Linked DNA regions of Homo sapiens: region 2 is linked to region 1. A link is a loop called in an ENCODE intact Hi-C map of the cell type or tissue named here. Cell type or tissue: OCI-LY7. All regions are shown on one strand. Links, peaks and the distances in the headings refer to the core of each region. The heading gives the core; the rest is flanking DNA. Region 1 holds the start of LOC124906314 (a long non-coding RNA gene). Region 2 overlaps ST6GAL1 (ST6 beta-galactoside alpha-2,6-sialyltransferase 1).

Region 1 (10,394 bases), core at 1,595-9,594:
GAATGTGGACTTAAAAATACACCATAACAGAAAATATGGTCAGATCTAACAGCTAATTACAACACCAATATAAGGCAACAAAGCTCTCTCTTTGGTAGAGTAGAAAATAAAGCTAAAAACATTGTTTGTTTGTTTTGTTTTTGGGTTTTTTTTTTTTTTTTGAGACAAAGTCTCACTCTGTTGTCCAGGCTGGAGTGCAGTGGCGTGATCTCGGCTCACTGCAACCTCCGCCTCCCGGGTTCAAGCAATTCTCCTGCCTCAGCCTCCTGAGTAGCTGGGATTACAGGCGCGCGCCACCACACCCGGCTAATTTTTGTATTTTTAGTAGAGACGGGGTTTCACCATGTTGACCAGGCTGGTCTCAAACTCCTGACCTCGTGATCTGCCCGCCTGGGCCTCCCAAAGTGCTGAGATTACAGGAGTGAGCCACTGAGCCCGGCCGTTTGTTTGTTTTTCATTACATATATGGTGGGCCCTTTATGTGCAGGACACTGTGTGAAATGCATTTTCTCACTTAAACCCCTAACATGATGCTGAAGTAGATGCCATAATCCCATTTTACAGATGAAGCTGAAGTCCAGAAAGGTCAGCCATTTGACCAAAGTGGGCCTCCAGAAAGCAATGGAAGTGAGATCCAAACCCAGGTTTACAACAGTTATTGAGCACTACTTATGTGCCAGGCACTGATCTCAGCACTTTTCAAGTATTAACAGATTTAATCCCCACTGCAATATTACAGGGAGACATTGCTGTCACCTGATTTTAGATGAAGAAATGAGGCAGAGAAAGGTAAAATAATTTGTCCAAAGTCACACATCCCTCTGATTCAATGCCTGAGACAGATCTATGTGCAGTGGAGGGTATGGAAAGTGACATGCAGGTCATCCCTTTCCTCGGGCTGTGGACATTTCAGAATGTCCAGGGTTCGGGTAGGAACACTGAGTTCTACCTCGCTTCTGTGCCACTGTGGGAAGTTGAGGCCAAACTTAGTGAAGCCACATGGCCAGCTTGAAACCTGTGGGTCTTCGGGTTTGGCTCTCACCATTCATCTGCAAAGAAAAGCTGTGTAACCCACCTTCTCCCGAGGAAGGCACCTTTCTGCCAACAATGGCCTCACCTGACACTCTGGTCAGTTACACAAGCACTGTTCTAAAAAGCATCTGGGGAAGTACGCACAAATGCATGGCCCATTTCTACTCCAGTTAAATTTAGCAAAACTTTGAGTAAATTTTCACACCCAATGCTGGTGATTAATAGCAAAACAGTTGTGCTCATGTATCACTCATGGCTGGGAAAACAGAAGTGAAACCTTACGAAAATACCTCAGAACAACCAACAATAGTTGAAAAACAGAAAAGAAACATAAATGTGTGGGTGCCTACTGTAGCATCAAATGTAATGCTGAGAAAATTTGGAACAACCTAAATATCTAGCCATAGGAACAAGCAAAATTGTGATCCAGAAGTCCATCGATTGCCTATGAAGCCATTAACAAAAGACATGCACTATAAAGATGAAAAACAATGTTTATAGAAACAAAATAAACTTTTTTTTGAGCCAGAGTCTCGATCTTGTCACCCAGGCTGGAGTGCAATGGCAAAATCTTGGCTCACTGCCACCTCGGCCTCCCGGGTTCAAGCGATTCTCCTGCCTCAGCCTCCCGAGTAGCTGGGATTACGGGCACCTCCACCAAGCCTAGCTAATTTTTTTTTTTTTTTTTTGTATTTTTAGTAGAGATGGGGTTTCACCATGTTGGCCAGGCTGGTCTCGAACTCCTAACCTCAGGTGATCCACCCACCTCAGCCTCCCAAAGTGCTGAGATTACAGACGTGAGCCACCACATCCGGCCCAAAATAAACTTTTGGTCAACACTAAAATTGTAATTCTATTAAAAGCTTGCTTTGCAAACAGACTATGATTACAAGTGACCATTGTTACAAGTGAACAGTAATGTGTCAGGAGGCAGGATACATTTTAAAAATGTATCTTGGCTGGGCACCATGACTCATGCTTATGAATCCCATCACTTTGAGAGGCCAAGGCAGGAAGAATGCTGGAGGCCAGAGGTTCAAGATCCGTCTGGCCAACATACTCTACAAAAATGTTCTTAAAATAGCTCAGTGTGATAGTGCACGCCTATAGTCCCAGCTACTCAGGAGGCTGAGACAGGAGGATCCCAAGCCCACAAGTTCAAGGCTGCAGTGAACTACAATAGCCACTCCAGCCTGGGCAACAGAGGAGGACTCTGTCTCTAAAAAAAATATAAATAAATAAAAGTGTATCTTTACTGCTGTCATAATGTTTGTGAGTAAAACAAGAAAAACAAGTTTAGCACCAAGTTTGTTGCCCCCAGAGCACGCACATGGCCCTCCTACTCCACTTACCCTCCATTAGAATATAGTAGTCTTGGCTGGACACGGTGGCTCATGACTGTAATCCCAGTGCTTTAGGAGGCCAAGACGGGAGGATCATGAGGTCAGGAGATCGAGACCATCCTGGCTAACACGGTGAAACCCCATCTCTACTAAAAATACAAAATTAGCCAGGCGCAGTGGTGCACTCCTGTAGTCCCAGCTACTCGGGAGGCTGAGGCAGGAGAATGGCCTGAACCAGGGAGGCGGAGCTTGCAGTGAGCCGAGATCGTGCCACTGCACTCCAGTCTGGGCTACGGAGTGAGACTCCGTCTCAAAAAAAAAAAAAAAAGAGATTATAGTAGTCTTCCTTCAAGGCGACAAATCCGGGCCTACTTCTTCCCCGGATGTCTTGCCTTAGCATAGGGGACAGAAACACATTTATTCAGCACCCATAATGGCCTGGCCCTGACATAGCTGAGCTGTTCCTATGCATTATCACCTTGAATGACACACACCTTCTACGAGGCGAGTGGTGTTAATGGTCCCACGGCCCTAGACAGAGGCTTACCGCCTAGTGAAAGGATTCCCTTAACTTTCGCATATGCATTTAAAAAGGAGGATTCCCTTTACTTCCCCAGGGCCAGCTGCCTCCACAAGAGCAAGTTTAACAATGGTTTGGAAATAAGATACCCCTGCATTGCCCCCGGGCCCCCTTCCTGGTCGGCTGGCAGTTGGCCACAGTGGGAAGAGGAGGGAGAGGCCAGGATCCAGTTCTGTTGCTTTCCAGCTTCGTGCCCCCCAGGCAAGTTACCTAACCTCTCTGGGCTTCATTTCCTCAACCATTAGATAGTTCTGTAATAAACTTTTCACGTGATTATTGAACTATATGAAATAATATACGTAAAATGCTTAGAACTGGGCTCCACAATGCAACAGCCACTAGCCAGATGTGGCTAGGCCAGATGAGACGTGCTGTAAGTGTAAAAATACACACTGAAGATTTCTTATGGAAAAAGGAATGTAGAAAGTATGATTCGTAATTTTATATTGATTACATGAGAAAGTAAGAGTATTTTGAATATATTGAGTTAAATAAAATACAGTTGATCCTTAAACAGCACAGTTCCATTTATATGCAGATTTTTTCAATAAAAGTTACACTAAGTGTGCCTGTCTCTCCTGCCTCCCCCTCGCCCTCCTTCTACCTCTGCCATTCCTGAAACAAACCCAATCCCTCCTCTTCCTCCTCCTCAGCCTGCTCAATGTGAAGATGATGAGGATGAAGACCTTTATGAGGATCCACTTCCACTTACTAAATAATAAATACATTTTCTCTTTCTTATGATTTTCCTAACATTCTTTTCCCTAGCTTACTTTATTACAAGAATACAGTATATAAAACACATAACATATAAAATATGTGTTCATCAGTTTTTTATGTTATCAGTAAGGCTTCTGGTTAACAGGATATTCGTATTAAGTTTAGGGACCGTCAAAAGTTATACGTGGATTTTCTTTCTTTTTCTTATTTTTCAGAGTCTACTTTCAGAAAATATACATGGACTTTCAACTGCACAGGGAGCTAGTGCCCTTAACCCCTGTGTAGTTCTATGTTGTTTAAATTAATTTCATCTGTTTCTTTTTACTTCCCGTATTTTTTAAACAATTAAATTTTATAAAAATAACAATAGAGACAGGGTGTTGCCCAGGCTGGTCTCTAACTCCTGGGCTCAAGTGATCCTCCTGCCTCAGCTTCCCAAAGTGCTGGAATTATAGGCACGAGCCACCATGCCCGGCCTCTTTTTGCTTTTTTAATGTGTCTATTACAAATCTGAAAACTACGTATGCAGCCCACACTTGTGGCTTGCTTTCTATTTCCATTAGATAGCACTGGCTGAGAACACAGTTCTGCACAATGTTAGTTCTTTATTTCTCCGTCCCCACTCACCAGTCAGCATTGTCTCAATATGGTCAGCACTGTCTAAAATCTTTTTTTTTTTTTCTTTTTGAGACAGAGTCTCACTCTGTCCTAGGCTGGAGCGCAATGATTCCGTTGCGGCTCACTGCAGCCTCGATCTCGCAGGCTCAAGTGATCCTCTCGCCTCAGCCTCCTGAGTAGCCGTGACTACTGGTGTGTGCTACCACACCTGGCTATTTTTTTTTATTTTTTGTAAAGACAGGGTCTTACTATGTTGCCCAGGCTGGGCTCAAACTCCTGGACTCAAGCAATCCTCCCACCTCAGCCTCTCAAAATGTTGGGAGGCATGAGCCACCGTGGCCAGCATAAAACCCTTAATCTTTAGGCTGGGTGAGTTCCTTCTCCTTTCCAGGCCTCAGTTTACCATCCTGAGACAGATGATGAAGAGCAGAATAGGAACTAGGCTTAGAAGACTGGGCTCCAGCCCTGATTCCACCATTACTAACTAGATGACCTTTAGCATGTCATTTCATCCCTCTGAGTGACAGTTTTGTCACTTACAAAACAGGGGGTGACACCCTGGTCATTGCATGAGATAACACGTATGACAGTGCTTGATAAATGCAAAGGACTATAGAGGTCAGGAGGAAGTAGCGTAACGTGCCCAGTGAGGAGGTTGGGCAGTCCTGCCTGCCTCCTCTGATAGTCCATGCCTCCCATATTATATTATTACTTAACTATTTTCCATGTCTCATGTCTCTAAAAACAAATCTCCCCAAGAATACATTTCTTCCTTCCCACCTGCCCGCCTCCAACACAGCCAAAGCACAGTGTACAGACAGAACCCCTCAAACCACCACACAGACCAAGTGTGCTGTGTGAGGTGGTCATGAACAAGCTCAAAGTGGAGATGGCCTTGGAAACAAACTGGCAATACAAGGTGGAAAGTGCAGGATACCAGTGTAGCAGGGACCCAAGCAGAGAGGGGCAAGAAGCGGGGGACACGTATGTAGTGGCCAACAGGAAGGACTCTAGAGTGCAGACATTTGCAAAACAGGAGAGCAGAAAGGTGTGCATGAGCCTGGAATTCTATAGCACGTCATGCAAAGAAAACATCAGGGTATGATGTACAGTGGGCCACCTATGAGATGAGCCCTGTCACCAGAGATACCTGGTTGGTAGGTCCTTCCACAGATGGAACGTCGTTGCCTTCTTGCCTTTGCTACTTCAGGTTCTCCAGCTCACCCATGATCCACTCAAGCAGGTGTGCCGTAAGTTCTTGGAGCTTAAGTACCACCTGCAGCAAATGCGTAACCCTCCGCTATTTGCACAGAGGCTTGTGAGAGAAGAAGCTCCTGTCTCACAGTATGCTGTTCCTATTTTTAGCCAGGAAACAACTCCTAACCACCTACACTCTATCTACCCCCTTCCAAGGCCACAAAGCATGAAAAGCACAAAGCTATGCCATCATGTAGGTAACAGAGCAGGCTTTTCTACATCATAACATGTTTCTTCCTAATTCCAAAATAAGATCCGGATTATTTCTAGTTAAGCTAAGCTGCAAACTCTTACTGTATCAAAAACACAATTGTCTATCTGAGTGGCCCAGGAAAAGCAAATACACAGAGTTTCTTGGGTGAAGATCTGAAGTCAAGGCTTCTACAGCTGACTAGTCCTTCAAATATTACTGCTATTCAATATACTGGTCCTTCAAATAGACTCTGTATTCAAATATTTAAAGAGAATAAAAGAATCTCAAATATCATATTTTTATTTAAAAAGACAAATGATCAGGAAGCAGGTGTTTGTGAGAGGAATGGTACATGCGATGGGAGTAAACACGCACCGATAATATGGCCACTGCACCTGTGGGCCTGTGTCTACCTATACAGAGACAGGGCAGCCACACACCTCACCCAAAGATTATATTTCAAATCAGTGTCCCCGCCCGTGGGAAGTTATTGATTAAAAGCATTTATTAAACAATCTTTTTTTTTTCTCAAGACAGAGTCTCAATCTGTCACCCAAGCTGGAGCACAGTGGCACAATCTCGGCTCACTGCAGCCTCTGCCTCCCGGGCTCAAGCTATTCTCCTGCCTCAGCCTCCCCAGTAGCTGGGATTACAGGCATAAGCCACCATACCCGGCTAATTTTTGTATGTTTAGTAGAGATGGGGTCTCGCCATGTTGGCCAGGTTGGTCTCGAACTCCTGACCTCAGGTGATCCACCCACCTCAGCCTCCCAAAGTGCTAGGATTACAGGAGTGAGCCGCCACCATGCACAGCCTGCATTTTAACAATTTCTTTATTTTTTTTTTATTTTATTATTATTTTTTTTTTGAGATGGTGTCTCACTCTGTCACCCAGGCTGGAGTGCAGTGGCGCAATCTTGGCTCACTGCAAGCTCCACCTCCCGGGTCCAAGCAATTCTCCTGCCTCAGCCTCCCAAGTAGCTGGGACCACAGGTACATGCCACCACACCCAGCTAATTTTTGATTTTTAGTAGAGTCGGGGCTTCACCATGTTGGCCAGGATGGTCTCAATCTCCTGACCTCATGATCCGCCTTCCTAGGCCTCCCAAAGTGCTGGGATTACAGGCGTGAGCCACCATGCCTGGCCCATTTTAACAATCTTAAAGGTCTTATCAATCTATTGCACTTGGATTTTATCTGGATCCTAATTTGAATACACAAACTATTTTAAAACTATACACACCCATATCTATATACATACACTCAAACACTAATATATACACATACACACATATATATATAATAATTGAGGAAAATTGAATATTGACTCCATATCTGGTATTAAGGAATACTTACTTACTTACTTATTTGAATGTGATAATAGTATCTTGTAGTTTTTATTTTTAAAGGGTCTCTTTTTTTTTTGTTTTTGAGAGGGAGTCTCACTCTGCTGCTCAGGCTGGAGTGTGCAGTGGCGTGATCTTGGCTCACTACAACCTCCGCCTCCTGGGTTCAAGCGATTCCCCTGCCTCAGCTTCCTAAGTAGCTGAGATTACAGGCGCCCACCATGCCTGGCTAAATTTTGTGTTTTTAGTAGAAACGGAGTTTCATCATGTTGGCCAGGCTGGTCTCAAACTCCTTGGCCGCCTTGGCCACCCAAAGTGCTGAGATTACAGGTGTGAGTCACTGCGCCCCGGCCTATTTTTAAAGGGTCTCTATCTTTTAAATATACATACTGAAATATCTACAGCAAAAATGAAAAAATAAACAGCTGAATTTGAAGTCAGTTAAAATAACATCTTATTTTGTATGACTATTCATGTGCAGTAAATGAAAGTTAAACAAACAAAAAGTCCCCCCACTTTGAATCACCTATGAAATACAGAATATATGGTCTGTTTATACAGCCCTGAACACTCATATAAAATTCACTCAGTGAATCTAACACAGCTGTGTTAGACTCCAGCCCTGAAAGGGATCAGGATGTGCACCAGAAGAAGTAATTGTCTTCAGTTTACTACCATGTTACACTAAAAAGACAAACATTTAAATACTGGGATCACACCTGGACCAACAAGCTGCTCACCCTACAGAGACTGAGAGAACTCGAATTCATGTCTCCCCACCTGCACTTGTGGGCTTTCAGCTGATCAAGAGGCTGTCAGAACTGTGGGCATTATTTCAATTACTCTCTCTTTCTCTCTCAATCTCTCCACTTTAAAAAAGTTGCTGAGTAGAGCTGAATCGACATATTTTTCTCCTCCAAGGTGAAGCTGTACTAGGCTTCTACTAGTTGATATTTAAGGATTGAAGACAATCTCATCCCAACACATAGAAATATGTGGAAGGCAAGGAGCCTGCCGAGTGCTTCAGGCCACAGAGACCCTCTCTGATGACGAAGTAGAGCCATGTCTACCTACATGCAGCAGCAGAGAGCCCACCATTCAATTGTTATTATGATGATGATTATTATCATTATCATCATTGTTATAAGTATCGCTTACATAACGTAATGTGCTAGGTTTTCTCTTTTATTGTAAATCTTCTGAGTAATGCTGTGGGTTGATTATTTTACAGGTGAAGAGGCTGAAGCTCAGAGGAATCAAATGATTTTCGAAAGACCACACAGCTAGAAAGTGACAAAACCAAAATTCAAATCTAGTTTCCCAGGCCCACCCTTTTCTTTTCTAGCATGCTGCTACTCCTGGTTGGAAAGAAGGGCTTTAAGGCACAGTTATTTACCTAGGCCTCTTAGTTTTCTAAAACATATAAATAAATAAATAAATAAATAAATAAATAAATAAATAAATAAATAAAACTCTGTCAAGTTATCTAACTGAGAAGCAGAGAAAAACTGCACCCCGTGATGCCAAGGGGTAGCTTCTGCAAATCTGCACCTCTGTTTAGTTTTGCTTCCAGCTTCTCTGGCCACCATTATGTCTTCCATCTCGCTAACACGCTTGAGAGAACAGGACAAGACATGCTTGACTTTTTTGTTTAGAATGAAAGACGTACAGGTGACCCTATGCCAAAAACGGGAAATCTTAACTCCATCGGGTCATTCTGGCCACTTAAGAACCAGACTGGATGTTTCTGAGAGTGAACTATCAAAGCATGTGCTCAGCCCAAGGGCCACCAAACAGGGCCCACCAGCAGTGTGCCCTCGAATTAGATTCCTTTAAGAACTTGTTATTTCAACTCCCCATGCAGGTGTTTATCGAGTACCTGCAAAGGCAGCCCCCACCCGAAGCTAAACGCACTAGGGACACAAACACTCAAGTCAGAGTTGCAGCCCACAGCTATGGCCAGGAGACAGAGGAGGGGAGTGATGGGAGGGAGCGGGGAACAGCTGTCCTCTGTCACAGGATCTAGCTGCCGTCAATCCAGGAAGAACTGCACGGGACAGGCAGTGTTAGGCAAGTTAGTAAACAGTTTGCCTCATAAACACTGACCAGCAGTGGAAAATATCTGACCTAGATAGATAGTGGACTGTGAGCACCTTAGGGGCAAGGACCACGTCTAATTTGCTTTTCTGTTCTCAAAAAAGTAGGCCTCAAATATTTGTTGTTGTTGTTTTTGAGACAGAGTCTCACTCTGTTGCCCAAGCTAGCGTACAGTGGTGAGATCTCAGCTCACTGCAACCTCTGCCTCCCAGGTTCAAGCGATTCTCCTGCCTCAGCCTCCGAGTAGCTGAGATTATGGGTGCCCGCCACCACATGCAGCTAATTTTTTTTGTATTTTTAGTAGAGACGGGGTTTCACCATGTTGGCCAGGCTGGTCTTGAACTCCTGACCTCAGATGATCCACCCGCCTTGGCCTCCCAAAGTGCTGGGATTACAGGCGGGAGCCACCGCGCCCGGCCATGTTTTATTTATTTATTTATTTATTTTTTAAGGTCATGATTGTATTAGTCCATTCTCACACTTCTGTGTGAGAACTGCCGGAGACTGGGTAATTTATAAAGGAAAGAGTTTTAATTGACTTGCAGTTCCACATGGCTTGGGAGGCCTCAGGAAACTTACAATCATGGTGCAAGGCAAAGGGGAAGCAAGGCACCTTCCTCACAAGGCAGCAGGAGGAAGTACCAAACACTTAAAATACCATCAGATCTTGTGAGAACTCACTCACTATCATGAGAACAGCATGGGGGAAACAGCCCCCATGATTCAATTCCCTCCACCTGGTCTCTCCCTTGACATATGGGGATTACAATTCAAGATGAGATTCTGGGTGGGACACAGCCAAACCATATCAATGGTCATGTACTACATTTAGAATTTTGGAAGGTATTTATGGCGGGATACTGAAACTGTTTTCACGTACCACAGCAGAGTCTGAAGGGCTCAGTTTGAAGAACTGGATTCCCAACCTCAGGATCGATTTGGCCATATGGGAGGTCAGCTGGAGATGAGGGAGACTGAAAATTGGAGATAACCCCAGAGATGACGGGCAGGTTACCCTCTGTCCTCAGATGGGAGGGGAGGTGGCTGGGGAAAGGATTCCAACTCTGAGTTCTATTGTGGGAAGGTGAGCAGAGTCAAGCTCTGTGGCTCAGTGGAACTTATTCCTGCCCACAAGCTCAACATCTCCACCTCTGCCCCCAGCAGTGGAGTTATGACAGCAAAGGAGACAAGGTGAATAGGGATCACCC
Region 2 (10,394 bases), core at 1,336-9,335, 51 kb after region 1:
AAATACAAAAAATGAGCGGGTCACGTTGGCAGGTGCCTGAAGCTGAGGCAGGAGAATCGCTTGAACCCAGGAGGCAGAGGCTGCACGCAGTGAACCGAGATCACGCCATAGCACTGCAGCCTGGGGGACAAAAACAAAACTCTGTCTCAAAAAAAATAAACAAAAAAGAATTAGAGTGGGACCATTCAGGATGACACTATGCTTTTCTACAGTCACACTCAGATTTGTGGAGTAGGTATGGTGTTCAAAGAGCTGGATTTAGCCAGGGCTAAATGAGATACTTGTAAAGCATATAGCATGCCCAGACATGGTAAGAGTTCAGTAAATGAAAGCTTCTACGTTTGTTTTTATCACCACCTAGGTGACACACAACATGCATGCAGCAAATAAAATCCTGTTTTTATCTCATCCAAATGATTCACCCAATCATATCATATCACAGAACTTTAGAGTCATTTGTGAATAACTAAAACCACAAATGTATATCCTTAACTATCAAGGTGGTCTTCTCCGGTTCTTTTTATTTGACACTGAGCACTGCATAAAGGGTCAGTGGACTTCCCAGAAATCACAGAAGTCACAGGTCACCCCTCCTCCCACCTACCTGCTGTCTGAATTTGATAACAACCGCTTTGTACCATTTTGTGAAGCCCCTCCATCCACATGACCTGGAGCCTGCACTTTAGTGAGCTCTGCCTTTGCAGTTCCTGCCTGGTAATCTGTCCCACTCCCTCTGAGGAGGCCCACTCCTGCTCCTAGCCCTAAGCCTGGAGCCCAGATACCTATGGAGAGATCACTGGGATGACAAGTGCCACCTCAACACCCTCTCCCCCAGTCAGGCCTGGCTGGATTCCTGCCCATGTAAAACCACCTGCTGGAAAATGACTGCAGACTCTATCCTGACCCAAACTGAGTAGGATCAAATGCCAGCAGAGAGGGGGAAGCCCGAGGGCTCACCTGTCCAGGGAGCCTCCACTGTTAGCTCTGCCCTCCCTTATGAGTGGATCCAATGCTGCCCCCGCCCCAACTGCCTGGCAGATTCTTCTTCATTCTTTTAAAGCCTTTGAGGATATCATCTCTTTTTCTGGCCTTCTCTGCCCCTGCCTCCAGCTCCCTCCACAGCTTGTGCAACTTGCTTTCCTTTGTGCCCCCTTCCACAGGCCTGGCTCTCCTCCTAGATGGAGAGCTCCTCCAGGGAGAGGCTGTATCTCATTTCTCTTTCTATTCACAGCCCCTAGCAAAGTGGCCCATCAGGTGGACAATAACTGAGAATAACCGTTCACATGTGCTGTGATATTGAAAATAACCACGATTTATTGGTCTCCAACCATGTGCCCAAAACTAGGTTAGGCACTACCTCTAGGACTCACACCAATGCTACAAGGCAGAAAGGATGAATATAGACTAAGACAGGAAACTGAGGACCAGAGAGGCCAAGCTGCCAAGCTTGCACACCTGAGAAGTGGCATATCTGGAATTTAAACCCAAGTCTGTCTGGCTACAAAGCATGTGGTTTTTTTTCCGAATGATAAGGTCTTTCTGAGGAAGGTGACATTGCAAACGGTAGTTAACAGGGAAGGCAGTGAGTTGCCTCCAAGCCCTCCTACTGTGAGTCACTGGATCTGGCTGGGGAGACAAGGGCAGGACTCTTCAAGTACAGAAGGATTCCCTGTGAGACGCCTTTGGTTCATCTCCTCCTGGCCAGTTTTTTCCCCTCATCCAAATTTGCAGCCCAGAATAAGATGTTCATTGTGAAAAGCAAAAAAGGAGCCGTCACAAGCCCTCTGGCAGGAATCATCTTCTGGGGATTCATTCCTCACACTGTCAGCCACCACCTCCAGCTCAGGCCCAAGGCCAGCCTCCTCCCAGAACCAGCACTGTGCAGTCCACAAAGGCAATCCCTGAGGCAGACTCTTAGGTAACTGATAACTCAGCCTGGCTGCCACGTCACAGCTCCCTAGCTGCCTTCTTCCCTCTCTCACCTGGAACAAATTCCTATGACCCTGGTTCCCAAAATAAGACAAGAAGAACAAGGTCCCAAGCTTGACTCTCCTCCAGGGCTCAGATCCATGAACCATCCCAGAGAATTTTCCCTCTTTCACCCGCCTGCTTGGCTTTTATTTCCAAGGCTAGAATTGGCAGGTAGGAAAAATGACTCTCTGGTGGAGCAGGAGGGCCCACTACAGCCTCACGGGCTTCCCACCACGGGCTACTGCAAATTCACTGCCTGCTGTCACACCTTGATCTTACCGAGAGAACACCCACTCAACTCACTGGTGGCTGGATGTGTTCTTACCTCAGTGGACAAACAGGAGCATCGCGGGAGCTGAGCTCATTCCATGAGGACTCCTAAGGGCTGGGCAGGATACTGGGCCCAGGGCTGTGCAGAGAAACCAGTCATCATCCCCACCATCCAGGATGTCAAGGTCTAACATAGCAAATTTCACATAGCATAGTGAGCATGGCACAAGAGATCGGAGGTCTTCTCTCTCCTTTGTGGGCCATGAATTTGAGGGGGCTCCTCCGGAACTGAGGCTGGCTGGAGCTGAGGCTGAGCCAAAGGTGTTGGTATAGCAGAGAGACCAGTGAGATAAGGAAGAAACGGATCTCTTCAGCGATATGGAATAGCCTGGGTCTCTCTCCAACGACCACATACACACACAGACACACACACACACACACACACACACACACACACACACACACTAGAGTTTCTGAACCCCCAAGAGCATACCAGGCCCCAGCCCACACCCTACAACCATCCTGATCCTTCCCGGAGCAAACGTCAGGTGCCTCCAGCCACACTAGCTCAGAGCAGAGGTCTGGCTGCCCGCCCAGTTTGATAAGTGTTGTCAGAAGCCCAATTTCTTTGAGGTCAGGGCCTTGCTTTGTCCTCATCGGTACTTCTGGAGAATAAAGCTGGCCACCGAAGTCCCCTGACAACCCTATCCTTCCTGGTCCCTCTTTCAGACCACTGGCGTCTACCAGACATGGCAGGGCCTGCCGGCGTGGCAGCTCCAACATTCATTCCTGTAGCTTGGCACGTCTGGAACAGCCTCCTCCACCCTCACCAAGCTGTTGACAGCCATCCCGACGCAACTCTGGCCCAGAAATTCCCCAGCAACCAGGAAGGCAGGCAAGAGCGGATTCTCACCCAGGCAGGGAGAGAGCCAGACACACTCCCTGCCTCCTCCCTCCCTCACTCTCTGCTGCCTTTCATTACAGCCTCCAGCTGGTTAACTGAGTCAGGGAAGCAGTTTCTTGCCTGTTGACCAGGTTGTTTGTGTCAACCCTGTAGGGGCTGTGTCTATGACTGTGAACATTTTCACAGACACCTGTGGGTGCTTGAACAGATGTATGCTCTCAGCAGAGCAAGGGGTGTGTCCGCAATAACAAACCCTTCTGTGTGCCTCTTTCAAACTGTCTCATCCTTAACGTCTATGATCTAATTTGAACATAAAAACTAATCTCAGGCTAGGCAGTGGCACAATTATTATCCCCTTCTATAGGCAAGGAAATTAGGGTTCTGATTAAGTAGCCTGGGGCCACACGGCTGCTGGATGGTGGAGTCTGGACCATCATGTAGGCTCTTATATTTACCTAAAAATTTACCTACAAAATTTACATCTAAACCATGTTTTATTTTATAGGTAAATGTAAATAATAATAAATACCAATCTAAACATAAACGTAAATGTATAAAATAGACTTACTTATAAAATATTTACCTATACAATTATTTTTACATTTTGTGTTTCATAAAGGTGGCTGATTCCGGTCTCTGTGCACCACAAATCATAGCACAATAGAAAAACCATGGGCATGGCTGTGCAGGCAGCACAGGGAGCTCAAATCAGTCTCACCACCATGCGCCTCTGGGCAGATAAACATCACTATTTTTTAATGCTCACCTTCTCTGTACCATTGCACTTTTCGTGTATGTGCTGCTGAAGCAAGCACAGATCTCTCACCCTTAACTTCAGTTCCCTCATGTGTACAGTAGAGATAATTGTACCTGTGCTATAGGGTTGTTGGGCAACCTAGAGATATCTACGTGTAGTATCTAGTGTGCTGTGCACACTGTATTAACAGCAGCCATGTTTTCCTTCATCCTTGCTTCTCCAACCACGAACCACCAACAAACTGCTCCCAGTAACCCCAGACATGCCAACGCCCCTTCATCCCCAGGCCTGTGTTCCTGCTGCCCCCAGGCCAGAAAGGTCCTTTCTCCCATTCTCCACCTATCAAAACTCCATCGGTCTCCTGGGTGAAACCTTTTCCATTGTCGTGTGGGCCCCAATCCCCAGCTGTCCATCTGATTGATAACGTATTTTGTTCTGCCTAGAGTGAGGTGTTTGCATAACTGACTCTCAAATCCCCCACAGTGTTCATCCATCTGTATCTCCGTTCCCACTCTTCACTCCCCAGGAACCAGTTTTTAATGGTGCCTTTCAGAATAGCTTCAGTGGTCTGATTTAAGTAAGACTAGTTCATTATTTATAAAATGTCAATCAATATGCAAAACTATATAGAGCTAAAAATCACCCAAGAGCCCTCTATCCAGGAAAAAATAAATGAATTAGTATCATTCCTCAAGTCTCTATATCTGTATATGGATAGAAGTGTGAAAGATGGAAGAAAGCATGCGTGAAAGGATAGATGGGGATTGCTTTACACAATAGCTGTTTTGGGTCAGGAGCAGTGGCTCAGACCTGTAATCCCAACACTTTCGGAGGCCGGCGGGAGGATCACTTGAACCCGGGAGATCGAGTCTACAGTGAGCAGTGACCGCGCCACTGCACTCCAGCCTAGGTGACAGAATGAGACACTGTCTCAAAAAATAATAATAATAAGTTTTTTAAAAGTAAAATAAAATAGCTAATTTTATTATTTTATTTTATAAGGAAAAGGAACACTTTTTTTTTTTGAAATGGAATCTCACTCTGTCGCCCAGGCTAGAGTGGCACGACCTCAGCTCACTGCAACCTCCGCTTCCTGGGTTCAAGCCACTCTTCTGCCTCAGCCCCACCGAGCAGCCGAGATTACAGGCGCCCGCCACCATGCCCAGTACAAAATAATTTTTGTATTTTTCGTAGAGACGGGGTTTCACCATGTTGGTTAGGCTGGGCTCGAACTCCTGACCTCAGGTGATCCACCCGCTTGGCCTCCCAAAGTGCTGGGATTACAGGCATGAGCCACCGCGCCCGGCCAGAAAAGGTACCCTTCTTTTTTTTTTTTTTTTTTTTGACGGAGTCTTGCTCTGTCACCCAAGCTGGAGTGCAGTGGCGCGATCTCGGCTCACTGCAAGCTCCGCCTCCCAGGTTCACACCATTCTCCTGCCTCAGCCTCCCAAGTAGCTGAGACTGCAGGTGCCCACCACCACGCCTGGCTAATTTTTTTGTATTTTTTTTTGGTAGAGACAGGGTTTCACTGTGTTAGCCAGGATGGTCTCGATCTCCTGATCTCGTGATCCACCCGCCTTGGCCTCCCAAAGTGCTGAGATTACAGGCATGAGCCACCGTGCCCAGCCGGAAAAGGTACACTTCTAATTAAAGTTAGCACTTAACATCTCCTCACGTCTCCCCTAACCCCCTATTTCTGGTATATTCTTTCTACTTCCTCACATTCTGTTCCTTAGTCCTCACTGCCCATCCCTGCCCCTGCTTAGCTTTGCTTCTCTATTTGAACGGATTAAGAGTTCACCAATTGACCTTCCACTATGCCTTCTAAGTATGTTTGTCGATTAATCTTTTTCTTCCTCAAGTGGGTTTCCTGAGAAGGCCTCTTCAGTGCTAGATTCCCTAAATTCTTGCAAGTGTGAGGATGTCTGCCTGACATACTTGCAAAGTAATTTGAGTGTAAAATTCTTCAGTCCCATTGCCTTTGCCCCAGAACTCTGTAAACAATTTTTTTTTTTTTTTTTTAAATAGAGACAGGGTCTTGCTCTTTCACCCAGCCCAGAGCACAGTGGCACAATCATAGCTCACTGCAGCCCCGAGCTCCTGGGCAAGGGATCCTCCCACATCAGTCTTCCAAGTAGCTAGGACTACAGGCATGCACTACCACACCCAGCTGATGATTTTCATTAGGGTCTCGCTATGTTGCCCAAGCTGGTCTCAAACTTCTGGCCTCAAGCGATCCGCAGGCTTCTGCCTCCCAAAGTGCTAGGATTTTAGGCATGAGCCACCTCACCTGGCCTCTGTAAACCTGTTCAGTCATGTCTGAGACCAACATGACTTCCCTTAAAGCAGATACTAGTTGATCCCAATATCCAGGTTTTCCTTTCAGTAGTAGAAAGCTTTCCCCAAAACTGAGTTTTAAGAAGGCATATGGCCTCTCAGCTGGAGACTTTTTCCCAGAGTTACTTACAGCCAGGTGTGTCTATCTATGTGACTAAGTCTTGGCCAATGGAATATGAGCAAAAGCGACGAGTGCCTCCGCAGACTCTCCAATTACCCTTTTGAAGGCCCACCTTTGTATGATCTTTAGATCTCTGATTTAAGTGCGTTATCTTTTTTCTCAGCATAGGCTGTGATTTTCCTCAAGCCTTCCTTCTCTGTTAGCAATTTCATTTTCAACAGATTCTGTTATGTTTCCTGGTAACTTTTTCTGTAATGACATTGTTTTTATCCCCAATGTCTTCCTTGGCTCTGTAATTACCTTTTTTATTTCATTGAGTAGTTTCATCATCTTGTCTTTGGGATCCAATTAATTAGTTTTCAATAATCTTGATTTTGCATGAATGAATTCCCCATACTGCCTCTCCTACCCGAGAGCCAACTCTAACCCAGGAATTATCTTGGAGGATGGGGAGAATAGGCAAAAGATGTCCCATTCACCATTAAGTGAGACAATAATTTTGCTCATATGTTATGCCCTCCACCTTCCCAACTCCTACTCATCCTTAAAGGGACAGCTCAAGGCCCATTACCCCACGTTCCTCCAGCCAGCTGTGATTGTTCCTGTTCCAGTCCCCAAAGTGTTTCTCCAAACTAAAGGATTCGCAGGCACTACCTGGGCTCACAAATAAACCTGGATCTTTTGAGAAACGAGATGAATCTTCTCCCTCTTCACACGTGGTTGGGCACATAAAGATTTTATTTGAAGACTTCTGGATTACTGATTGGCTGGATAAAAAGGAAGGTGAACCCTAGAACCAAGACTCAGAAAACCTGTCAACATCAGACCCACTAGTCCCAATTTAACAAAAAGTTGGGTAACACCATGAGGCAGGTTGAAAGAAGAGGATTCGGCAAGGGATGTTGTCCTTGAAACATTAAAAGAGAGGGAACAATCGTCTTAGCCAGCAAGCCAGACTTTCACAGCCTGCCTCTGCAGGCACTGAAGTGGAGGCTGAGACATGGGCTCTGGAGGCAAGCAGGCCTATGTTCAAGACCACGCAACTCAACACACTCACGGTCTGACTTTGAGCAAGTCACTGAATCTCCTTCAACCTTTGTTTCCTCGCCTATTAATCTGAGATAATAGGCCGGGCATGGTGGCTCATGCCTGTAATCCCAGCACTTTGGGAGGCTGAGGCGGGCGGATCACGAGGTCAGGAGTTTGAGACCAGCCTGACCAACATGGTGAAACCCCATGTCTACTAAAAATACAAAAATTAGCCAGGCATGGTAGTGTGTACCTGTAATCCCAGCTACTCAGGAGGCTGAGACAGGGGAATGGCTTGAACCCGGGAGGCGGAGGTTGCAGTGAGCCGAGATCGCACCACTGCACTCCAGCCTGAGCAAGAGCGAGACTCCGTCTAAAAATAAATAAATAAAATAAAATAAAAAATTGAGATAATAATAGTGTATGCAGTGTTATGAAAATTCTATTAAATAACACATGTAATGGTTCCAGCCTCAAGTCCCGCCACTTCATGCCTCATGCATTTCTCTCCAGGAATATCAACCTGCTAGTGTTTCCCTGACATATACAATGAGCCATTTCTCACCCTCAAATCTTTGCTCCTGCAGCCTTCCCCTGCCTCAAAAATGCTCATTTCCCAGAGGCTAACAGCTACTACTTTCTAAGACACAGCTTGTGTGTTGCCTCTTCCAGAAATCTTTCCCAAACTTACTGGATCTTCTTCCCATCATCTGTGCACACCCAAATCATAATATTTATCACACTATATTGTAATTAATATGTGCATATCTGCCTTCAACTAAGCTCTGGAAGCAACAGACTATGGGGATTATTTGGATCTATGTTCTAAAAATGAGCACTGCAGTCCCGGCACAGTGGCTCACACCTGTGATCCCAGCACTTTGGGAGGCCGAGGTCGGTGGATCACCTGAGGTGAGCAGTTTGAGACCAGCCTGGCCAACACGGCGAAACCTCATCTCTACTAAAAATACAAAAATTAGCTGGGCGTAGTGGTGGGCACCTGAAACTTTAGATGAGTTTCTAGCCCTTTCTGAAGCTTGGTTTTCTTATTTGCAAAATGGAGCTAATGATACCGACACAGCAGATCTTCCTGTGATGATTGGATGAGAGAACACACAACATGCCTAATCAGGGCCAGGCACACAGCAAAAGCCCAGAAGATGGTAAATTTTGCCACGTTTCCTTCACCAGACTTGGTTAAGACTTAAGTCAAAACATTCTTCTTCACTTGCAGGAAAGAAAGGGATCAGCCTTAAACACGGTGGGTGCCCTCGATTCCAGCACAGAGGACCATCGAGAGGTTGTAAAGGGTACAGCATTCCTAAAATTAAAGCTGGAAGCTCGGCACTGTACTAAGGAAAACTCCATCAACCAACAGACGGATGCAGATTTACAAAGACTGCAATGAAAAAACTTACAACCATCCTCCTGGGACATGCAGTTCTTTTCCAGGTGCCAGATTTCCTGATCATCTAAAGTGTACGTAAGGTATTTATTCCTGTGGAAATAATTTAAGAATACAAGGTCAAAGGGAGCTGAAGCCAAGGACAGAACAGGGAGAGAGTTGCCAAGATCCAAGGGAAACAAGGCTTAAGCCTCCTTTGATGGCTTCCATCTTATTCCACCTTTTCAGAGCAGGTGAAAACTACTTCACTACATTGTCTATAACTTGTCCCACCCCTTTAGTTCTAGTTTGCACCTTTCTGCTTCTTGCCCCATAGTCACAGACTCTCAAAGCTGCAGGGGGCCTAAGTGGCCATTGAGGTCAACCCCTCTGCAATGCAGAAGTCCTCTGATGGCAAACAAGTTTACTTGCAACTTTTTTTTTTTTTTTGAGACGGAGTCTTGCTCTGTCGCCTAGGATGGAGTGCAGTGGCATGATCTCGGCTCACTGCAAGCTCGGCCTCCTGGGTTCACGCCATTGTCCTGCCTCCGCCTCCCGAGTAGCTGGGACTACAGCCACCCACAACCACGCCGGGCTAATTTTTTGTATTTTTAGTAGAGACGGGGTTTCACTGTGTTAGCTAGGATGGTCTCTATCTCCTGACCTCATGATCCGCCTGCCTCGGCCTCCCAAAGTGCTGGGATTACAGGCATGAGCCACCGTGCCCAGCCTACTTGCAACTTTTGCTTGGATCACTTTATAACACGGCAGTGGCTTCCTTGTAACACAGCTTGTTCCATTGTTGGGTAGCTCCGTTAAGTCAGTTCTTCCTTATTTGTTTTCCTGCAACTCTTTCCCCTCCTCACCCCCCGCCCATCTTGCTTCTCCCGTCTGCAGCAGCCACTCAGTGTGACTGTAATGAAGTGTGATTTCTTCCGCATGAAAAGGATGCCTCTTATTTTTATCTCTTGCAGACTAGAAAGTCCTAGTTTCCACATTTATTCCACCTCCGATATGTTGTCCTAAGCCACTGTCATCCAAGTAGCCAATTTCTGGGTGTGCATCATTTTATCACTCTCTGGAGGGGACCCAGGGAAGCATAACACTCCAGGTAGGTTTGAACAACCAGACAAAGTACAATATAACTGTAACAATTCCTCCTCCAGAGCCCGAGATCAAACACTCCTTTTCTTCAGTTCTCTCTCCTCCCTCCCTACCACTTAAGTGCCAGTTCTCCCACGAGGTCCTGTTCCTGACCCTGAGACCAGAAACAAACTTGGAAGGCCCAAGGATGGTGGGAAGGGGAGGGGAACGTGATGACGCAGCTCAGTGTTTGCACTTGAAGCTGAGGACACCAAACCAGGCAGGCTATCTCCAAAAATAACCTTCCATGCAAACAGCCTCTTGGTAGCTTCCTGAGAGCCCTTCAATTCAGCTTTCCAGAGTGCAGACCCCAGTGTTTCTGTGCCCACTCTCTCACCATCCTTTCCAGAACTTGATGGACTAGGTTCATTTAACCCACTGACATTTACAACCATCTCTCCATATGTTTGAGGTCTAAAAACACTTAGAAATATATTTTTATGGGAATACATAAATGTCCATCAACAGAAGATTGGTA

What was found. Peaks named below come from ENCODE experiments on the same cell type or tissue, not always from the same donor. Only the 100,000 strongest peaks of a DNase experiment are listed, where the experiment ranks them.
Region 2: it touches region 1 in a loop (2.8-fold over the local background); 10 of 110 quality-filtered maps call a loop at or near these places.

What each region holds. Positions count from the first base shown.
Region 1 is chr3:186,991,723-187,002,116 of GRCh38, reverse strand. All of the region lies in intron 2 of ST6GAL1 (ST6 beta-galactoside alpha-2,6-sialyltransferase 1), which reads right to left. LOC124906314 (a long non-coding RNA gene) reads left to right here and starts at 7,165. Exons shown (of 3, transcript XR_007096208.1): 1 at 7,165-10,394. RefSeq lists enhancers at 888-1,007, 1,966-2,856, 2,857-3,747, 4,331-4,440, 5,201-5,680 and 2 more and silencers at 4,791-4,870, 5,502-5,796. In OCI-LY7, for the core only: no CTCF peak of the experiment used is centred there; DNase peaks (open chromatin) are centred at 1,956, 4,446, 5,596, 7,846 and 3 weaker places; H3K4me3 peaks cover 6,941 bases; H3K27ac peaks cover 8,000 bases.
Region 2 is chr3:186,940,841-186,951,234 of GRCh38, reverse strand. All of the region lies in intron 1 of ST6GAL1 (ST6 beta-galactoside alpha-2,6-sialyltransferase 1), which reads right to left. Among named protein-coding and RNA genes, the nearest start is that of ST6GAL1, 16 kb to the right of the region's middle. RefSeq lists an enhancer at 9,311-9,812. In OCI-LY7, for the core only: no CTCF peak of the experiment used is centred there; DNase peaks (open chromatin) are centred at 3,314, 3,994 and 4,384; H3K4me3 peaks cover 1,920 bases; H3K27ac peaks cover 5,324 bases.